Linked DNA regions of Homo sapiens: all the other regions are linked to region 1. The links are chromatin contacts, found by Hi-C or POLR2A ChIA-PET in ENCODE. All regions are on one chromosome and are shown on one strand. The core of a region is the stretch at or near the end of the contact, and the rest is flanking DNA. Distances in the headings are between cores, read along the strand shown.

Region 1 (3,643 bases), core at 346-2,845:
AACACACTTATATTTTGGCTTCTCACCATCCCTTTAAGATTTATTGTCTAGGAGGAGTTGTAGTAATCTTCCCAGGCTAGCAGACATCATGACTTTTCTGCTGTTAAGTAAGAGGCACCAACTAAAGCAGATTTTTTTTTTTTTTAAAAAAGGTAAAATTAAGACTCTTAAGATAAAATGAACCTATACGGTGTTGAGAATCTGTTGACTATCTTTTTGTTAAATTTTAGTTCTACTCAGAAACTGTTGCTTGTCACTTTATTTAGTTTAAGGAACTGTGGATGGGTTAATAAAAGGCTGAGTAACATCTCCTGGGAAGAAGCACAGCTGGCCCTGGCAGGAAGTGCAAGTGGGGTCTGGGAAAAGATTCAAGGTCCAAGCAGCTACTCCCCACGGTTTCCATTACTCAGACCACGTGGCTTCTTGAGCACACTTCTTTGCTCCATTCTTTGGTTTCCCTACTCCTCAGCATGCACGTGGCTAGAAACAGCCACCCTAGTTTTGATTGCGAATGATCATCAGTCACGAGCACAACTTCTGACAACAGTCTCTCCAGCTTAGTGCAGTCTTAACTGGGGCCAGCTGATCGTCTGCTCTTCAGTAAAGCAGTAGCGCCCTTTGGATTAGGTGTTCACCCAGGTTCAATCAGCTGTGGCCTAGAAGGGGCCACAAGGAGGAAACACAGTTGCCAAGGTGCTGTGAGTCTGTGTGTGAGAGACAGACAGAAGGACAAAGAGCCAGAGTGAGAACTTGAGATGGGTAAGCTCAATAACACGTGCCTTTTAATCATTTCCAGTATGAGTCCTTCAAACACTGTGCTTTGTATGACTCCCCTGTTATCTCAAATGAGTCTGGTTGTCACTCTCTTGCTTTTATTTAGGCAGGATAAATTTTGCGGGAAGTCCTGTAGGAGCTCATGGTTGTGCTTTTCCCATTCATGTTTCCACCACCACGTGGGATCTTCCTTTGTATAAGCTGCTGGAAACACGGATGTCTTACAAGAATAAGAAGCCTCGGCTTTACCCTTGTGCACTCCAAGCTTCTCAGTCTTGGATGGGAGTAGAGACGAGGAGGTTGACGGTCATGGATAGGTTCAGGAGTGATTGGTTCTGCCCACTTTGGTGGGGCCTGGACACATTTTGGTTCACTGCAATAATTTCTTCCAGGAGCTGCAGTCTTGTGGGCGCAAGACGTGGGCCTGATAACCCCACAGGCAGTAGTGCTGGGGCAGAGCGAGCTCACCAGCCGCCGGCTGGAAGACCCCGGGAGAGTAGCAGGGTTGGGTTGGTTCTCAGATGTGTTTTGCGCCAGGCTGTGTGGTGGGGACAGAGCCTGGGTAAATGAAGCTTTCCGGCTCGACCGCTCCCAACCTGGGCACACACGTCCTCCTGTCCTGCAAGGGGCAGTTTTGGGGCATCCTCCCTGCTTGGGGCAACCCAGGGGCGCAAGGCGCGGCCCCGGGAGCGCAGCTCCTTCCAGGGCAGAGGGCGGCGCGAGGGAGGGAGCGAGGGAGGGAGCGAGGGAAGGGAAAGGCGAGCGTGAGCTGCCTCAAATGCTTGGAATAATTCCGCTTCCGTTTGGAAAGCCGCAGCCTCAGTCCCGCCGCCGCCCGCTGCGTCCGCCCAGCGCCAGCTCCGCGTCCCGACCGGCCCGCGGCAGCCTGCGCCGCGCCATGGCCACCTCCCCGCAGAAGTCGCCTTCTGTCCCCAAGTCTCCCACTCCCAAGTCGCCCCCGTCCCGCAAGAAAGATGATTCCTTCTTGGGGAAACTCGGAGGGACCCTGGCCCGGAGGAAGAAAGCCAAGGAGGGTGAGTGCGGCCAGGCCGGCCGGGCGGGCGGTAGGAGCCGGGGGTGCCGTAGGGGCCGAGGGGCCGGGGCACTGGGACCGGGCGGGAGCGCGCCGCGGGTGCCCGGCGCGGTGGGGCGCGCGGCGATGCGTGCGCGCGCTTCCCGGGTACGTCGGGCAGGAGCGACGCGCACCCCACACTGAGCCCGGGGCTCGCGGGCCATCGAGGCCACCCCGCCCGCTCGCGGTCGCCCGGGCGCTGCCCTCCTGGGCCGGGGACCAGGCCAACGCCCCCGCCGGGCCGTGGGCGGGCGCCGCTTGGCGGCCGGAGGCGGCGGGACCGGAGCCCAGGCGGGGCCCCAGCCCGCAGACAGTGCGATCCAGTAGGCCCTGCCCCGCCCTCTGCGCCCGAAGGCTGGCATTTCCCAAGTTTCCGCTGCAGCTTTCCTGGGCGCCGTCGCTCTTACTCGTTGCCTTCATTGGTCCTTAAAATCAGGTCGTTTCCTGGACCTGCTGACGTCCTCTGGCAGCGGCGTCGTGGCTTTGGCCTCTTCGGGATCTTTTGTCCATCCCGAGGGCTGAGAAGGGCTCTGTTAATGGAGTAGGTGGACATCGAGTGTTTGTTGAATGAATGAGCGAAAAACTGGCAAACCTAGCGTGCCCTCGGTGTAATACACAATAAACTCCCACCAAAGGAGAAAACCTGCGTGAGACACAAACTTCGTCATGGGCCTGCTGTGAACTCAGGCATTCAGGGCTTTCGTAAAAACCTTTGTTTTTTCCCCACCAGAGTGAATTGAGGCGACCTTATTCTTTTTTTTTTTTTTTTTTTTCAGGGTAGTTTGCATGTAAAATATTTTTTTTTCCCATGCACAGATTTTGCGTCCTGGTTTTTGGTTTGAAAACGAGGTGGCAGTTCTCAAGAAGCACTGTGGTGACTGGTGTGTAGATAGAAGTTGCTGAGTTAAACATTTTTGTTTTAAACATTTTTTAGTTGATGCATGATGTACATAGTTCTGGGGCACATGTGATAATGTAATACATTCATATAATTTGTAAAGATCAAATTGCACAGGAAAGGGGTCCCAGTCCAGACCCCAAGAGAGGGTTCTTGGATCTCACGCAAGAAAGAATTCAGGGTGAGTCCACACAGTAAAGTGAAAGCAAGTTTATTAAGAAAGTAGAGGAATAAAAGAATGGCCACTCCATAGACAGAGCAGCCTGGGGCTGCTGGTTGCCCATTTTTATGGTTATTTCTTGATGGTATGCTAAACAAGGGGTGGATTATTCATGTCTCCTCTTTTTAGACCATATAGGGTAACTTCCGGACGTTGCCGTGGCATGTGTAAACTGTCCTGGCGCTGCTGGGAGTGTATCAGTGAGGACGACCAGAGGTCACTCTTGTCGCCATTTTGGTTTTGGTGGGTTTTAGCCGACTTCTTTACTGCGACCTGTTTTATCAGCAAGGTCTTTATGACCTGTATCTTGTGCCCACATCCTATCTCATCCTGTAAGTTAGAATGCCTTAACCTTCTGGGAATGCAGCCCAGTAGGTCTCACTCAGCCTTGTTTTACCTGGCCCCATTCAAGATGGAGTTGCTCTGGTTCACATGCCTCGGACAAAATCACTGTACTTGGGATATCCATCACGTTAAAGATTTGTCTTTTCTCTATGCTAGACCACTGGAATTCTAGATATTTTGAAATATACAAGAGGTTATTGTAAAATATAGTTAGTTTACCAATCTAACACTAGGTCTTCTTATATCAAATGGTATATTTGTAACCATTAATCAACTTCTCTTCCCCCCTAAAAAATGTTTTTAATAGATTGCTCCATGAATTAGAAATAACCTT
Region 2 (3,643 bases), core at 311-2,810, 450 kb after region 1:
GATAAGAAAATTCCTTTTCTCTTAGTGTTGCTTTGAGCATCAAATGAAAAAATGTGTGTAAATGTTTAGTGCTTTGTACCTAGCATATAGGAACCCATTATTAAGTAATATTACAGTTTGGATTTCAGACCTGTGAGCTTAGGGCTCAGACTCTAGAGGTTCCTGAACTAGGTTTTCCTAGGCATTGCATGTAGAGTCTTATCTTAAAAAAGTTTTAATTGAAAGATTGGCAGCAAATTCTTCTTGTCACTTCAGACATGATTTCCTTTGGGGCTCTTGTACTCCCATGGTTTGAATTCATAGAGTAACTCAAGGGCAATAGGGAATTCCTCTCAACTCTCTGTCTCCAAGAATACCTCTGGGTGCTGGAGAGATGCCACTTATCAATTCTGTTGTTATTGTTTTTAGGGCTGTAAGCCTTCTGGATAGAACTCAGTGGATTTTCCTGAGTAGTGAAGAATTAAGTGAGATGAGGGAAAAGCATTGAGAGTAATTATCAGCAGTGGACTATGCCTGAGTTTTTGTTAGCCCTGAACTTACATATCCTGACTTTACTAGTCCATGAGTTCTTCATAGTCAGGAACTGTACCTTTTAATTCTCTGCATCTCCTAGGGGCTTTCTCAGTGCTAAGCAAATAGTAAATATTCATGAGATACTGGGATTGTGCCCAGCATTTTCTGAGTTTTCAAATAGATGAAGTTATAGAATCATATTCATATCAAAGGAAGTTCCTGTGTATAATCTCATTTCATTCTGTCAACAACCCTAGGCTTGGGGTGGGTGTGTTGGTGTGGATGAGAACACTTAGTATCCCTATTTTACAAGTAGGAAAAGTAAGACCCAGATAAGTTAATGACTTGCTAAAAATGATACAGCTCTTGAGAGACAGCAGACATTTGAATCCCATCTACTGATTCTAGGTCCTATGGTCATTCCTTTGCTTTATGTTGCCTGTTTTGCAGACTGTCAAACGCATCAGACACTTCCAGTGGTTTTTCAGTGGGTTTTTGTCCTAGTGACAGTCCACACATCCTGCTCTCCTATTATCACATTTGCAGGAGGAAGTGAGACATCTTTTGACACTGGTGATATGGGAGAAGGAGAAAAATCCTAGAATCAAAGATACTTACTCCTTGCTTCCCTCTACTCATACTCTCTGGAAAGAAACGTTTAGGGACTTCTTGTGTTGTGCCTGTTGTGCCAGGACAGCTCAAATGGATGCTTTTGTCACAGCCCCTCCACCTTTAGCAGAAGTTGTTGTATTCCTAGCCAATGCAAAAATAAACAAGTGAGGGAAAATGACATTTCCTGGTAATGGAAAGTAGCAGTTGGTGAGACTTTAGACAAGAAGCGGGTGTTCCAGCCAATGAGCAGTGACCACAGTGGAGCTAGTTGTCGGTTTACTTGGCTGAAGAATATGTTTGCCTGCATCCTGATTGTCAATAAAGACGTTTAAAAACCCCAGCTTGACTCTGGCGGGCTGAGGGTGCTGCCGTGCCACTGCTGCAGGATGGAGCTCTCTTCCTGGTGGAGACTTGATTCACAAGGACGCTAATTATTCATTCTTCCTCCGTGCAGCCCGCTGAAACAATTGCTGTGCTTGTTCGGTGCACAGTGTGGCGTCGGACAGTCAGGCCTTTTTATGTAACTGATGGCGCTGTATGTTCATATTGTTCTTTATGTACTTATTTTATAGCTTATGCAGCAGACATTCGAGTCAATTAGCTTCTTGTCTTGCAAACTGGGCACTGCTGTTCTAGAACCAAGTTAGAAGGGTGTGTTGAGGGCGACCCGGGCAGACCTCTCTCCTTTCTTTTTGTGCTGTGTGGGTTGGTTTCAAGTTACAGCATTTTTATTGGCTCTTGTTTGCTGAACCTTGGTTTCAAAAGCTGATGTTTGAGTTGAATTTCTTAAAGATACAGCTTTTGTTTTCACAAAACTGAAGTCAGGCAATATGCATAGCCCTTGGGAGTGTGGGTTTTTTTTTTTTTTAACTGAGTGATTTTTTTTTTTTTTAAATGGTACCTATTAACCAAAAAATCTAAGCGAATGGTTTCCTAACTCACTTTTCCTTAACTGGCGTCAGCATGGAGTCCTTGTTTCTTATTGATTTGCATTTTTTTTTTTTTCTGTATAGCCTTACTCCTGACTCTTTTGTCCTGAATTTTTTTTTTTTTTACCCCGTATTTCTTGAAACCTGCCTGTTTTGGGGACAAGTTGGAGTTTAAATAAATTAGTTAAATTCTGTTGTGTATATTTCTGCAGATGATAATGTTTATGAAGCATAGATTCACTGTTTTGTGAGGATTTTTAAATATCGGAAAGAAAATTTCCTGCTTCCTCTTTCCATCTCCTTTTCTGTGGTTTTAGCCCCCTCGCCCTTAAGAGCCATCGGTTTGTTATTGCTGATTGAGGTAGTGGTGGTGGAAGCAGAGGCTCTGATCCAGAGAAACTCCCCAAGACGGAAGTGCAGCAGGCAGGATTTTTATCCAGCGGATTTTGACCCAGTAGACCCTAAAGAAGGTGCATGACAGAGACTCATATTTACCATACCATTGAATTCTCAGAGCTTTCCGTGGTGGCTGGCCCAAGGCAATTGTTCAAAACATACGTGAGAGAATGAATGAACAAATGACCTTGCCTACCAAACGTCTCCCTCCCTCTGTGTAAGCATCCCTTAAACTCTCCCAACCCAGGTGGCCTTGACATATCCCATGCTCACCCAGGACCCTGAAGTATGCCTCGGAGCAACTGGTTTCTCCTGACCAGTTAGTGTCAACTGAGACTAATGCAGAAAACATTGCTTACCCTAATGTTTGCCTTTAGAAGTAAAATCCAAACTGAAGGAAAGGACCTTGAATTTGTTTTTTATTCTTGCTGACTTGGAACATTGATAATGCTCATACTGATCCTCTGGCTAAACATTTTTCTTCCTTTATCCATGTATTTATTGAGCTCTCCACTGTTAGCATGAAAGGTGGAGAAGCAGGAATACATGGTGTGTGCTTCTGCTAGCCTTTTACTGTCCAGTTGTAGAGAGTAGGCCCAGTGAACTCAGTCAGGTGTTTATAAGATTGAGCAATTGAGCAGTTGCTGTATCCTGAAGACTGTATCTGGTGCTTTACTCTTGTATAATTCTTGAGACAGGAATACCTGGGTGTTGGCATCAAGGGGCTGTTGAGGCCATCTTTATTTCTCCATAACACCCAGCACAAGACATTTACATGTATGGGTTGGGTAGGGTAGGAGTTCATAGCTGTCCATAGAGCAGGGCAGGGACATTTCTGAGAAGGTCAGAGAGGTTTGATGAGGTGATTTTCCTGAGCTGGGCCTTGGGAGTGGAGAGATAGAGGGAGAACAGGTGCATGGACACAGAGGCCAGAAGGGCATCAGACAAAGGACCCCTGGGGCTGTGGGAAAGCCCCCGAGCCATTGGGAAATAGAGGAGCTTAGCCTTGCTAAGAGGAGAGAATTCAGAGAGCCATGAGGTGATTGAGGTTTCAAAGACCAAATAAACAAAGGAAGACAGCATCTTGGGGAGTGGGCAAGACCATGCCTCACCTGGCAGGTGAGGTCAGAGGATACCTGACCTACGAAGATCCACAAAGGCTGGCAGTGGGGGGCATCCCAGTGGACAGTGTT
Region 3 (3,643 bases), core at 390-2,889, 420 kb after region 1:
CAGAGGGCTGATAAGGGAGGGGGACGCAAAGCATATCAATCAGGGAATTCTACTAAGGTGCTGATTCAAGGTCAGCTTCCCTCCTCCTGACCGCTGTACTTAGCACAGCACGTAGAGGGGACTGTAGGGAATGCAATGAAAGTGAATGGTGACAAAAAAATGAAAAAGAGCCTCAAGGCAGGAGCCATGGTTTTCTCCTCTGGGGTGGGAATTTTCTTCAATCTGGGAATACTGTGGTGGGGCCTCTCATCTTCCTTTCCTCCCTTCTCTGCCCCCAAGCACCATGTCTTTTTCCTAGCACAAGGCTAGTCTCATAGATTTCTAAGAGTCCTATATAGCTGTCTTTATCTTAGGCACTAGCCTAAGTACCCCTTGTGAATGGGGTTGGTTGCATCTTTGTGTTCTCAGTGTCAGCACCATGCCTGGCACAGAATTGGTGGTTTAAAAATTCTGTTGAATGCATGGATGGATGGGGATTGCTGGAAGCACAGCCTGGAAGGAGCAGAGGAAGGAGAGATTGAAACGAGAAGAGTGAGATGTCCCTGGGCAATGGCTGATGAAATTTAACCCAGGCAGGGAGGGGCTTGGGCTGAAAGCCTTATTAAAAAGCTGCCATCTGCAAAGCAAGAATTTAACTCCTTGGTTTCACAAGAAAAGAGTAAGTGTAGCCTAGAAATTGGGGCTGGATTTGAAAATTAGCCCCAATTCTGCAATTTTCACCGCAATAAAAGCTTCTCCAGTTATACATGGTGATTGGTCTTGATGGGCTATTGTGGACAGAGGAGGGTGCTAGGTTGGGGTGGACGGGGCCACAGCTCAGACTAAAAATCCCCTTTTCTCTCTTCATGAGCTTGGCTGCAGATGTAGAAACTAGAGCTAACAGCAGTTTTACCTCATCTTAAAGAAAAGTAGTAAATTAATGGAGGCTTTAATTAATTGCTGTGGTCTGTTGAGTACTTACTATAGGCTAAGGGCTGTAGGGAACACTTTAATTCACTGAATAATGTCAGTAACTCTGTGAAATAGATATTAGTGACCTATTTTGCAGATGCACAAACTGAAGCTCAAAGGGGTTTTCACAGATAGTGCAATACTAAGTTGGAGCCTTGGTTTGAACCTGAGCGTGTCTGCTTCCAAAGCCCATGCTCTTAGGTGGATTTTCAGTGATGCCAGAAGATGGTTGGACTTTCCTGAAGATGTTTATGTGCATTGTCGCCACAGAGTCAAACCAAGAATTGTATGGTTGTATTTCATTCAGAATCATAACATGCTTAATCCAGATGATGCCTCAGATGATGAAGGTGGGTTGCCCACAGGCTGTATTGATTGGTGATTCTTAAGAGTGTAAAAAAAGGAAATCACTTGATTTTGTTGTGGGGAGGCAGAATGTATCACACAATAGCTTGGTTGAGTTTGGCTTAATGTAGATATGTTTAATATAATTAGACTGAGGGCTGAAATGGGCACCTTCAGGTCACTGTGGAATGAGACAGAGCCCTCACTAGATTTTTGAGTCACTTGAGGTGGTTATGCCAAGCCCTGTTCACATTTCACACTTGAGTTTAAGTATTTGTGAAGGGAATATAGATCTTTGGTTTGAACTAGATATAGCTCAAAGGTTACCCATTCAGAACAGAGCATTTCAGCCTCAGGGCACCTACTTAGCCTCTAAGATGAGACCACATCTGAACCAGCCAAGTCAGCCTGGGATGAGGTTGGAGGAGAAAAATTCATGTGATAAGTCAGATTACAATTAACTTTTTTGTTATTACTTTTTGAGTGACCACAATGTGTGTGGGACTTCGAAATATGGAATAATGATGGGTTTTATTATTTCTTTTTGAGAAAAATCCAGTCACTTTTTTTTTAACCCGAGGAAGTTGAATCCTGAAGAAGGGGAGATTTATCTCTGCCCTTTGAACTTAAAGCCCATAAAGTAAAATATATAGTTTAAAACAATTACATGTTCCCCCCATCTCACCGCCGCCCGACCCTTCACAGATAGTGTTTGACAAAACACTATTTAGGAAAGTGCCTGACTGGTGGTGGAGGGGCCTTGCTTCCTGTGAATCTGCATTCCCTGTGCCACTTGCTTCCTTCCCTGAGAGGTTCTGGTGGCCAGGTGTTATGAATCCAGGTCAAGATGAAGAAAACACACTTTTGTCATTTCTTCAGGCATGTGGCCGACCCGACCGGGTCTCAGGTATTCCAGATATGAGCGATGTGCCGATTGCGCAAGGCTGGAAGCATTGCTCACTCGGAGATACCGAGGCCTGCTTGCCCCGAGCCCTTTGTTCTCCTGGTTGAAAGCAGTTAATTAGCAACTGTCTCCATAGCAACACCCTCATAGTCCAAAAACATTGTCTAGTTTTTCAGTTTAGCTTATCACACTGTTTACCTGAAGGGCTTTTCACTGCTCTGAGTCTCATTTGAGTTGGCGGCATGCCTGTTGGGGAAGTGAATTGTCAAGATAGAAAAAAACACCATGGTAGCAAGAAGCCGAGGAGACTTCTCTCTACCCAGCCCAACCCGGGCCCTGGATTCTGGGAAAACAGAAGTTGCGCCTGCCTAACATTTTCACCTGTATTTTTTTTTTTTGTTTTGCCATAAAACTGCTGTTCTCTCCACCAAGCCCTGAATTGTGAGGATTTTTCCCCCCTTTCCCCGAGAGGCTTTCTAAGCTCTTTAATATTCCCTGTTTATAGTACATTTCCATGATTAGTCATCTTGAAACCCCGAGTGTTCTCAGCCCCTGTACATTCGAGGAAATTTTGCTTCCCTGAGGGTCTTGGCATTTGCAAAGGCCCTTGGATGAAGGATTATGAGTCTGAATGTGAATTAGTCAGAGCAGCTTTGTTTTTAGGCATAATGAGGAAAGGCTTCTCTTTCTTGGTTTAAGTTCATTGTTTGTGGGAAGAAGGCAACTTCAGGTGGCTTGTTGGTAAAATAGGAAAGGAAACTGTAGCTTTTTTATAAGCCATGCAATGAAGATAATTTTCATAGCTTTCATGGACTGAGTGCAGTCTGTGTGGCCCTCCATGCCAGCTGTGTGGCCCTCTGTGCCTGCTGTGTGGCTCATGGCGCCAGCTGTGTGGCTCTCCGTGCTGGGACGCTTAGGAGCTTTTTATCTCACATCTGCAATGGGAAGACAGGAGGCAGATGGGAAAGAAGACTGCATTTCCTGAATGCCTACCACATTTCAGTTGCTGAGCCAGACTTTCACAAAATGAGGTCTCCTGTATCCTTCACAGCAAACCTGCTAACGAGGCCCTATTAAGTATTTTAAAGATGGGAAACTGGGGTTCCAAGGAGTCGTTGCCTGCCCAAGGTTGTGGAATTCTAATCTAGACCTGTTGGTTTATAGGACGCCAACACTTGTCCTGAAGCAGCGTTGTGGATTTGGTGGTGGAGTTAGGCGGTACGTATCACAGATTGCAGGGCTCTGGGAGACTTTTGCTAAGGAGGTTAGTTAGAATTTGGTGGTGTACATGTGTAATTAGATGCCTAAGTATGTCTCAGGAAATCATGAAGCTTAGGTCCAGTGATAAAATAGTAGAATTTAATTTTGAGGCACGTGTGCCAGAGCTTATTTACCCAAACAAATGTAATTCTCTTTGAAGTATTAACTTGGAAAGACTGTGCT
Region 4 (3,643 bases), core at 302-2,801, 350 kb after region 1:
GACATCTAGATTTTTTTTTTTCTGTAGTTCTGTGCTATTATAAGTAATACTTTGGGATATGGCCTTGTGCTTATTGTGGATTTTTTCCTTAGGGTGAATTCCCAGGAGCAGGATTTCTGGGTTAAAGGGCACAATTATTTTTTTGGCTCTCAATGGATATTGCTAAATTGCTTTCCAAAAGGGTTGTACCAGTTTATGATGCCACCAGCAGTGCGTGAAGGTACCAATTTCAGCATCTTGGCTTGCACTAGATAGTATAATTTTTACAAAAGTTTGGCTCAATGGTGCACATCGTTTAATTGATATTTCTTGGATTATGACAAGGTTGAGTATGGCTTTACTTACTATGTTTTGAGATTTTACTTAGTATTTTTGTTTTCTTACAGTCAGGACCTAGCTGTGGTTGAGGTCAGATTTTCTGTGTAGAGCTTTTCAGACTCTTGAATTTTACAGCGAAAAAACAAACCAAACTAACAAAAACCAAACCCAGAATTCATCTGTAAAATAAATACTTTGGACATATTTTGTGGTTGGATTAACTGTTCGTGATTTTAACTTCCTTATAGGTCATAAGTTAATAGGGCGGTATTTGGAGAGTAGCGGGGCTTTTCCTCTTCTCCTTAGATTCTCCTTTGTTCTTTCCCTCTACCATCCCCCCATTTCCTGTTTCCCTCCTCCCCTGTAAGCCCTGTTGTTGTCTTTTTGGAGATAAAACATAAAAGGATCAGCTTTTAGTCATGCTCCTTCAACTTATAAAATGTAGGTTGCCTAAATTATGTAGTACAGAGTGAGGATAAAGAAAATCACAGTATTGTAACACATTGCCTGTAACTGCTTTGCAAAAGCAAACGTCTCCCACGAAATCTTAGAAAGGTGTGTTTGAGGGTGTAATCTTGGCTTGTGGTGCAAGGGAGCCCAACTTGTTTTTCAAGTTGGTCTTGAATAAGTTTGTTCTTTCTGGAATGCTCGCCATCCTCAGTATGACAGAGTTCGCTTGATGACAAACTCTTTTACTCTCCTATACATACCATGGCCACTGAACTGGTTTGTTTATTTGCCTGGGGTAAATGATTGAAACACATTCCCCTTTGCAGTGGTGCTCAGCATTTGATAGATGATTCTTATTCCCCAGGCTCCTTCATGGTGATGCCAAGCCCAAGTCTAGCCTTCCAGTGGCCCCTGAGGCCACACTGTCCCCTCCGCAACAAACACTGAGAAAGACACACACTCTCTTGGGTGTGCACGTAGTTTATTGAGCTCGTGGGCTCTCCGTAATGCTGCCCCACTATGCGCATAGTAGGAGAATCCGATATTGGCAGAATAACTGGGTCTATGTACATAAAGTAGAATGATCGAGGCTCGATTTCAATTTAATTTGTTAATGAAACAAGATGGATCACATTTTCCCTTCCCGCACACCTCTCGGGCTGTTTGAGATGAGGCACAATTAATTTATTTGTACTGTCTGTGGAGGCGTATGCCAGCTAATGTAGTGCAAGAGCTTTTATCTTTATGTTTGTAATGAAGAGGGGCAGGCCGCTGGCAAATTGACAAGGAGTGCTGATGACTCATCCTCTGAATGCGAGTGCTTTCTTCTGAAATCATAAAATGCGCGTGCACACGCAAGCCTAGTTCCTGTTTGAAATGGACAGAACCCCTTTGGGAAAGTTCAGGTGCCTTTGAAACACTGCAGGGGAAAGAACAGGCCAGTGAGGCTGTTTCTCCGGCTCCCTGGCCTGTCTTGAGGGCAGAACCTCCTGCTCAGTGGGGGCCCTACTCTGGGATGGGAATTCCCATCCTCTCCCTGCCCTCTCCTCCTCGCCCCTCCTTTCCTTGGAAGGCTGGCTCCTTTGTACTGGTCTTTTGTGCTCCAGTAGGCAGCCTTCCCCACCTGCCAGGCCAGGTGCCTGGTTCACCTGGCGAGGCCTGTGCTTCCGGGGCTGCTCCCTAACCTTGATCCTGGGCAGTGCCCTGGGGCTTTGCTTTATGAGGCTGTGGATTCTGGGGCCTGGTTGATTTTAGCCTGGGAGTACACATGGGATTCCTCTGGCCTTTGCTTGAGTTCCCCAGGCCTGGGCTTGGTGGTGGCTGTGTTGTCACTCTGTTGATATGCCTCAGAAGAAATAGTTTACACAGTAACTAAAGTTGGTTTGGCCCTTTACAGTGTGTAAGGCTTTCTGGCATTAAAACAACTCTGAATTGGATATATTGTTACCCCACTTTATGGATGAGGAAATCGAGGTGCACAGAGGTTAAATGGAATGTCCATGATCAAGCAGCTAGCCGGTGGAAAGGTAGTGGGGACAAAACCTTGGACTTTAGAGTCTAAAACCTGACCTTACAATTTCTTTATAACATTCATTCATTAAGGACAAAATGAAACTTTTTCTGCATAAGAAATATATAAATTCTCTTCAAGAGTCATGTGAGAGTTTGACAGCGGACTAGAGTGACTATGGTTAACAACAACGTATTGTGTATTTCAAAGTAACTAAAAGAAAGGACTTGAATTGTTCCCAACACATAATAATGATAAATGCTCAGTGTGATGGATACCTTAAATTCCCTGACTTGATCATTACATATTCCATGCATGTAACAAAATATCACATGCACCTCATAAATACGTAAAGTATTACGTATCAGTTAAAAAAAAAATTAAAAAATATGTGAGTGAATATACAGATTTCTGTAGTTCAGTAGAATAACAGGAAATTCACAGGATGCTTTCTGGAGACTTAAAAGCAAAATGTTTGCAGTGGTCTGAGAAAGAAACCCTGAAGATTGTGGTCTAAGAAGTTTTCCTTCCTGTGTCAGATGCCTGGTCGAGCTGGTTGTACAGGAAGGCTAAGTGCATATGTCCCAGTCAGTCCTGTCACCCGGGTGTAAGCAACACAAATCACTGTGCATGGTTTTATTGAATTTCAGAGCCAGAAGGAACCATGGAGATTTTACAAATGAGGAAACTATGGCCTAGAGTGAGAGATTTTGTGTTGGGAAGAATTCCATTCATTTACCCAACCATCCTTCCACGCGTCCAACAAATATTTATTGAGCCAGTTTTGGGCTGGGAGATAAGGCTTAGGCTGTGAATGAAACAGGCACAGTCCTGTCTTCAAGGAACATAAAATAGCAGATGACACGGCTGAGCAGGAATGAGCATGGCATGGTAAGGGCAGTGATGAGTGAAGTCAGGGTAGCTTGAGGCACATAGGTGGGGCACATAACTATTGGAGTGGGAGAAGGTAGTTAGGGAAGGTTTCCTTGAAAGAGTGGTACCTCTGGTGAGACTTGAAGGATGTTGCTGAATGTCATTCTAAAAATGGAGAGGCTGTGTTGGCTGAGAATTGGGACGTCATAATTCTCAAATCCAACTGAAGTTGGTAAAAGGTTGTATGTGCTTGGAGACCGCAGATACTAGGCTCTGAGACTTAAATGCATGTAAGAAGTGGTTGCTCTAGGCCTGTGCTGTGCACTGGGGGAGTCACCAACCTTGTGCGCTATTCAGCACTAGGAAGGTGGCTAATCTGGGTTGGGATGTGTCATAAGTAAACAATGACCACTGAATTTCAAAGACTTAGTATGGGGGGAAAAAAAGTAAAACACATCATGAACAATTTTGGGCTGGGCACGGTGGCTCATG

What was found. A loop is a pair of places that touch in the nucleus more often than their neighbours do. ChIA-PET counts read pairs that join two places held with the same protein, here RNA polymerase II (POLR2A). Pooled maps may share reads with other maps.
Region 2: a map of right cardiac atrium shows a loop between it and region 1 (2.1-fold over the local background). The contact joins the enhancer-like site here to the promoter of PARVA in region 1. A Hi-C loop is called at or near these places in 1 of 168 maps with a recorded cell type or tissue (right cardiac atrium). POLR2A ChIA-PET finds 5 or more read pairs at or near these places in 3 of 52 experiments (H1, MCF 10A and activated CD8-positive, alpha-beta memory T cell).
Region 3: a loop to region 1 is called in a pooled map, with 1.9 times the contacts of the local background. The contact joins the enhancer-like site here to the promoter of PARVA in region 1. A Hi-C loop is called at or near these places in 1 of 50 pooled maps. POLR2A ChIA-PET finds 5 or more read pairs at or near these places in 3 of 52 experiments (Caco-2, H1 and activated CD8-positive, alpha-beta memory T cell).
Region 4: a loop to region 1 is called in a pooled map, with 2.2 times the contacts of the local background. The contact joins the enhancer-like site here to the promoter of PARVA in region 1. A Hi-C loop is called at or near these places in 4 of 50 pooled maps.

What each region holds. Positions count from the first base shown.
Region 1 is chr11:12,375,976-12,379,618 of GRCh38, forward strand. It overlaps PARVA (parvin alpha), which reads left to right and starts at 1,596. Exons shown (of 13, transcript NM_018222.5): 1 at 1,596-1,808. The coding sequence starts at 1,673.
Region 2 is chr11:12,826,676-12,830,318 of GRCh38, forward strand. The region is part of intron 3 of TEAD1 (TEA domain transcription factor 1); the gene reads left to right. LOC107984313 (a long non-coding RNA gene) reads right to left here. Exons shown (of 2, transcript XR_001748136.3): 1 at 1,132-3,643. Among named protein-coding and RNA genes, the nearest start is that of TEAD1-AS1, 94 kb to the right of the region's middle. RefSeq lists an enhancer at 1,646-2,284. Within about 2 kb of position 1,561, at least 22 of the 41 ENCODE cell types and tissues checked have a DNase peak (open chromatin) inside an H3K27ac peak, as active enhancers do.
Region 3 is chr11:12,800,517-12,804,159 of GRCh38, forward strand. All of the region lies in intron 3 of TEAD1 (TEA domain transcription factor 1), which reads left to right. Among named protein-coding and RNA genes, the nearest start is that of TEAD1-AS1, 120 kb to the right of the region's middle. Within about 2 kb of position 1,640, at least 21 of the 41 ENCODE cell types and tissues checked have a DNase peak (open chromatin) inside an H3K27ac peak, as active enhancers do.
Region 4 is chr11:12,722,965-12,726,607 of GRCh38, forward strand. The region is part of intron 2 of TEAD1 (TEA domain transcription factor 1); the gene reads left to right. Among named protein-coding and RNA genes, the nearest start is that of TEAD1, 50 kb to the left of the region's middle. RefSeq lists a silencer at 2,698-2,992. Within about 2 kb of position 1,552, at least 22 of the 41 ENCODE cell types and tissues checked have a DNase peak (open chromatin) inside an H3K27ac peak, as active enhancers do.